Regions from separate parts of the Homo sapiens genome. Here region 2 is linked to region 1. Evidence: chromatin loops called from intact Hi-C (ENCODE). Cell type or tissue: chondrocyte. All regions are shown on one strand. Links, peaks and the distances in the headings refer to the core of each region. The heading gives the core; the rest is flanking DNA. Region 1 overlaps LINC01387 (long intergenic non-protein coding RNA 1387). Region 2 overlaps MIR3976HG (MIR3976 host gene).

Region 1 (2,922 bases), core at 272-2,771:
CTTGGGCATTTTAACACACTAAATTGCTATTTCAAGATGAGTGGTAGGGTGAAGCTTTTTTCCTAAGGGAACGAGATTTTCTTGATTTTATATGTGTGAGAATGTTAAATTAATTGTTCCTAATGGTAAAACAATAAAGAATAATGCATGCATAAAAACTATAAAATAACAGATACGTTAACAATTAAAAGCATTTTTAGAGTATATCCTTCTCATGTACACACACACACACCTCAACCAAATTATTTCGTAATTGAAGCCTAGCACTCAACAAATACTCACTAAATACATGACGCAATGAATGAATGAATGAATGCGTTACTTACCTCATGAAAGTATAACATTTGACTTAACTTGTTCAGCTTAGGTTTTCTTTATTGTCTCCCCCCACCCCGAATCTATATAGAGAAAAGAATATTGACAAATCTCAAATGGGCTGTGATGTGAATACATATTATAAAAATTACTATGAACTTTAAAGAAGAAGGTGTTTTTAGAATGATAATACCCTTTTGCTATGTTTTTGCTTCGCCCCAAACCATCCAGTAAGGTGGCTAGTGATAAGAGCAATATTCATAAATTCTTATCTTAGACAAGAAATAAAACATTCTTATTTAAATGGAATTGAATTTGAAAATGCAAAGATGTTGAACTTGAGTAAACTGGGTTATTCAAATTTACATCAACACTGTAATCTTTTTTAGTGTGTGTGATGGAGTCTCACTCTGTCGCTCAGGCTGGAGTGCCATATTGCGATCTTGGCTCACTGCAACCTCTGCCTCCTGGGTTCAAGCAATTCCCCCTGCCTCAGCCTCCCAAGCAGCTGGGATTATAGGAGCCCACCACCACGCCTGGCTAATTTTTGTATTTTTTAGTAGAGACAGGCTTTTGCCATGTTGGACAGGCTGGTCTTGAACTTCCGTCCTCAGGTGATCCACCCACCTCGGCCTCCCAAAGTGCTGGGATTACAAGCATGAGCCGCCGTGCCTGGCCAACACTACCATCTTTGATTTCATTCCTCCTCAGGTTGAGACATCAAGATGACATTGCTTCAGAACAGAAAACCAAGTATACAAATAAGCACCAAAAAGTTTTACTTCCTGTGAGAATGCAAATATGCGAAGGACTCCTAGGTTTGGACTTCCAGATTGCAGATTGGACTTCCTTCTCGTGTGTAAGGAGGGCTTGAGCTGATGCCACTGGGCCACCCTTGGTCGCATACCTTGAATTAATTTTCCAAGGAGTGATGTGTTTACAATGGCCTGTCTTGCCCAGTTGCACTTGGGACAAAACCCACAGATTTCTGACATGACCTGAGTAAGAAGTCCAGCCTACGGACACTGGGTTGAGTAAAACAAAAGGATCAAAGTCAGCATCAAATGCACTCATTAAGCTCCATGAGCACCAGCCTGTCATCAGCTAAGTTAATTTGGGAGACACTAGTCTAATTGTCACCTACACATACAGGCCTATGACCTGGGAGAAGGCCAAGCCTTGCAGATGGGAATGCAAGAAGGGAAGCAGGAATAGGAGGGATTCTGGATGGAGATAACTATTATCTTAGTTTATTGGGGCCAAGTGACAGCTTTCCAGTTATTGCAAAGAACTGGATAGTGAACAAGGACACACAAAGTCAAAACCACCATGATGTGGACACCAGACCTGTGGAGTGGGAAATACCAGTCTGCACTGGTCACTATTTTACAGGCAAAACTTAATTGCCCCATTCAGGAGAACACCTTTCAAAGGCAAAGTGCCTGACTGAATAACTGGGACTTCAGTTCAGCTTAGCCAAGCATACCCATTCCGAAGCCTTCACAGACCTTTAAAAGGATCAGCCAGTTTGGCTTTTGAAGATGAAAATTGCAATTGGAATGAGAATTTTATTTCTTTCATTTGTTACAATGTGCAGGCAACTCCACACATTTCATAGGGTCAGCAGTGATCCCCAAATTAAAATTTTACATCTTTTACTCAATACCAGCAATAGTGGGCATACAAGGAAATGTAATGGAGAAGGAACAGCCTTCAGATGAAGGTGAAGCTTTATTCAAACCTGCCTTGACTGCTTTTAGCAGTGTGACTTTGAACAAGTTATTGCAATTCCTGGTTCTCACTTTTCTCATATGTAAAATAAAGACAGTATCTACCTAGTATGATTGTTGTGAGGAGCGAATAAACCATAAAAACACTAAAACAGCTCATGACTCCTTAATAATGGCAGGGCTGTTGTCATTACCCTGTATTTGTAGTATTCCTTCCTCAAAGCGAGGCCTGGAGACCTTCCCACACCATCAATCTGGATCAGTGAGTCTTAGACCTGGCTGTGAGTGAAAATTGCCTGGAAGCTTTTACAAATACCCCTGACAGGTGCCCACTCCAGAATGATGGAATCAGGATCTTTCCGGGTGGGGCCCACATATTTTGTAAAGCTTCCCAACTGATTCTTATTTGTAGTCAAGATTAAGACCCACTAGTCTAGGTTAATTAGCAATAGTCCCCCCAACACACACAGACACTTATGTCCATTTCTTGAACCTGCTATCCCTAGTCATCTTTGGTATAGAATCATATCCTCTGTGAGGGGAGATAATTTGACCTACTCTCTTCCTATTTAGATGCCTTTTATTTCTTTCTCTTGCCTGATTGCTCTGGCTAGGACTTCTAGTACTGTGTTGAATAGGAGTGGTGAGAGTGGGCAACTTTGTCTTGTTCCAGTTCTCAGGGGGAACACTTCCAGCTTTTGCCCATTCAGTATGATGTTGGCTATTGGTTTGTCATAGATGGCTTTTATTATTTTGAGGTGTATTCCTTCAATGCCTAGCTTGTTTTTTAATAAACTAGGGTTTTGAACTAGGGCTTTTAACATGAAGAGATGTTGAATTTTAATCAAAAGCCTTTTCCATTTATTAAGTTATTGAT
Region 2 (2,922 bases), core at 180-2,679, 660 kb before region 1:
ACTAAATATCTAATTCATTTAATTTTCTCTATCCTAAAAATGTAGATAATGTTCTCATTTTTATGGATAAGGAAACCTAGAGTAAAGTGATTAAGTAACCTACCCATAGTTTCCAAACTGGTCACTAATAGAAGTGCTGTTCACACCCAATTCTCTTTCCACAGCACCATGTTGCTCCTCCTCGGACACAGGCTGATCCTATCTCAGCATTCTTGGAAGGCTAAGAGAGAGTAATAGAAGAACAAAACTGTGTCTGAAAATGTAGGGCTGCATGGTTGCTACACCTATTGACACAAGTGAGGGATGGACATAAAAATGCAAATAATTAAAAAGGCCTTTTTGACAGGAAAGAGTGGCTCCTACAGCCAAGGTGAGTCTATGGACCAAAAAGAGAGGAGTAGGAGAAGAGGGTGTTGATGCGCAGGTGGCGGGCATACAAATGGACTCTGGCTTCTCTTCCTAGGGCAGCAGTGCTCTAAGCTTTTGGCATCAGAAATCTTTTACACTCTTAAAAATTACTTAGACCCTAAAACGCATTTGTTTACGTGTATGTAAAATAGTGTATTCCAATTTAGTATATACTAGTATATCCCATACTATGTTAGAAATTAAAGCTGATACTTTTTAAAACACAAGAATACACAACATACATTCCATTAGCCTTCTGCTGAGAGTATAATGTGTCATTTTTAGAAGAAATTTTGGTAAGAGATGTAAAACCATTAAAATTCATACCTTTAATCCATGAATCCATCCAAGAGTCTAGCATAAGGAATAAGGAAACAGTCCTATGGCGTGTGTGTGTGTGTGTGTGTGTGTGTGTGTGTGTGAGAGAGAGAGAGAGAGAGAGAGAGAAAGAAAAGAAGACAATTTCCAAAGGAAGCAACAATACGACGACAGTAAGGGATAGATTGAATGTACCTGGTAATATAGAGTAAAATGCTTATGTTGCATTCTGGTTATGCCACTTAGGGAAATTAACATCGATGTCCTTATCTATAAAATGGGAATAATTTTAATACCTACTTCATATGGATGCTGTGCATATACAATGAGATTATCTATGCCAAGTACTAACTACAGTTCCTGGCATGTAGTAAGTGCCCAATAAATGTTAAATATTTTTGCTACCATTGCATGTGAAATACTATTCAGTTGCACAAGCAATTAAAATAATACAGAATTTAAATTCATTTACACGAAAACATATTCATGGTTATTAAGTAAAATGTTAACAAGACAGCGTACACAACCTTCTATTTTTGGAAAGAACAAAATTTATCAAAAATTCTGCAAAGATATACATATGTTGTCTAACAGTGAGGATTACAGGTTACTTGTATATTTTTTTCTTTTTTGTATGTTTTTCTTCTCTGGCGGTAACTTGTGTAATAAAACGTTTTCCTTAGGAACTGTACGGTATCATGGCTGACACAAGAGGGCGCAGTAGGACTCTTGTGAGTTTTTCCTGGCACTAAGGCCGAGGGTGTAACCCTCTGTGAGCTGTCCAAGGTCTGAAGAAGGCAAGAGCCTTAATCCAGAACACAGAATGAAAGAATAGTTGTTTTCCACCCCCAAACAAAGTAACAAACAAATATGTGCACATTAGGAGCTACTGAAGCCAGGATCTCAGCTCAGATCATTTTTATCAGATTCTCTAGAGATGGGTCTAGAGAAAAAAAAAAAAATCCCAGACTATTCTAATGTGTAGCCAGGGTTGAGAATCCCTGACGCATGAGGGAACTGAAAGCGACCTGACCGCAGGTGCCATGCGTAATTGGCAGGGGCCATGCTGGTCTCTTTCATTCCCTCAAAGATCTGGTTCAACTGCCGGCGACTCTCCATGTGCCTCCTGCTCCGTACTCACATCAGTGAGCCTCCTTCCCCACTCGGTAGACTCACCTGGGAAAGACACTGACTGCCCTGCCTCCTCCACCCACCCCTGAAGCACAGAGCAGGGCTGGAGCAGAGGCGCTTGAGGCTACAGTCAATCGTGGTTCACTCAGCTGTTTTGCAAAACGATTGCCTCACAACACAGAGGCCTCCTTATTCCACACTGCAGTCAGCCCCATCCCGGAGGACGCTCATTGTTGATGATGAAGCACCTCAGCCCCAGATTCCCCTCAGCCAGCTTTCAAAAAGGTTCTGCTCTTGTGGGACAGGACGTTGGGGTGGAGGAAGCTCTGCACCTGATTTCTTACGCTGCACAATTGTGGGCCGGAGTAGAGAACTAGAGCTTCTCAGGAGGCAGAGAGGAGAGGAGAGAGCTTTGTCAGCCCCTGCAGGGCTGGGAATCCTCTGCCCGACAAGAGTGCAGAAGATACCTGTGCTCCTCTTCACTCCCAATGTCCTTCAGGCCACATTCGAGCGGGTCCTTGGCATCTTGCTGAGTTTACAGCTCACAGGGGTGTGAGCGACTGCAAAGGACCATCTTCTAGTGCTTTTGGGTGGAATCACAATCTCTTTGGGGTTCTCCCAAGGACTGAATGTGGAATGCAAGAAGGATACAACCACAAAATGACTTACCAGGGATTTCCATTCTTCACTGTGATGCTTTTCTATCCTCTTCTCTTCCCCTAAAGACATCCCAGTCACTGCTGACTCAAGACAAAGAGGAAGAAGTGAAAGCAAGACCCAGTGGTAGTTAGAATATTTTCACTAGTGAAGAGAGATTTTCCCAGAAATTCCCACACAATGTGATTGGTTGTGTCAATGGAGGAAAAGGAGCAATTGCTTTACATGCTGCATTCTTGGGGCCACTTCCATTGGGCCTATTAGAAATATCTGATGACCCATTGCTTAGGAAACACTGGGGAAATTAAGCTCTATCCACACTCAAGTTATCTTTTATTAGAACTGTTTCAGTTATCTATTGCTGTATAGCATGATGACCCACATTTTGTTGGCTTAAGACAGTCATGT

What was found. Hi-C counts contacts between places; a loop is a spot of excess contacts. Peaks named below come from ENCODE experiments on the same cell type or tissue, not always from the same donor. Only the 100,000 strongest peaks of a DNase experiment are listed, where the experiment ranks them.
Region 2: a loop joins it to region 1, with 4 times the contacts of the local background. A loop is called at or near these places in 22 of 110 quality-filtered maps.

Annotation. Positions count from the first base shown.
Region 1 is chr18:6,526,001-6,528,922 of GRCh38, forward strand. All of the region lies in intron 2 of LINC01387 (long intergenic non-protein coding RNA 1387), which reads left to right. Among named protein-coding and RNA genes, the nearest start is that of LINC01387, 16 kb to the left of the region's middle. In chondrocyte, for the core only: no CTCF peak of the experiment used is centred there; no DNase peak of the experiment used is centred there.
Region 2 is chr18:5,866,949-5,869,870 of GRCh38, forward strand. The region is part of intron 4 of MIR3976HG (MIR3976 host gene); the gene reads left to right. Among named protein-coding and RNA genes, the nearest start is that of TMEM200C, 27 kb to the right of the region's middle. RefSeq lists a silencer at 1,497-1,546. In chondrocyte, for the core only: a CTCF peak has its summit at 1,430 (motif pointing right); no DNase peak of the experiment used is centred there.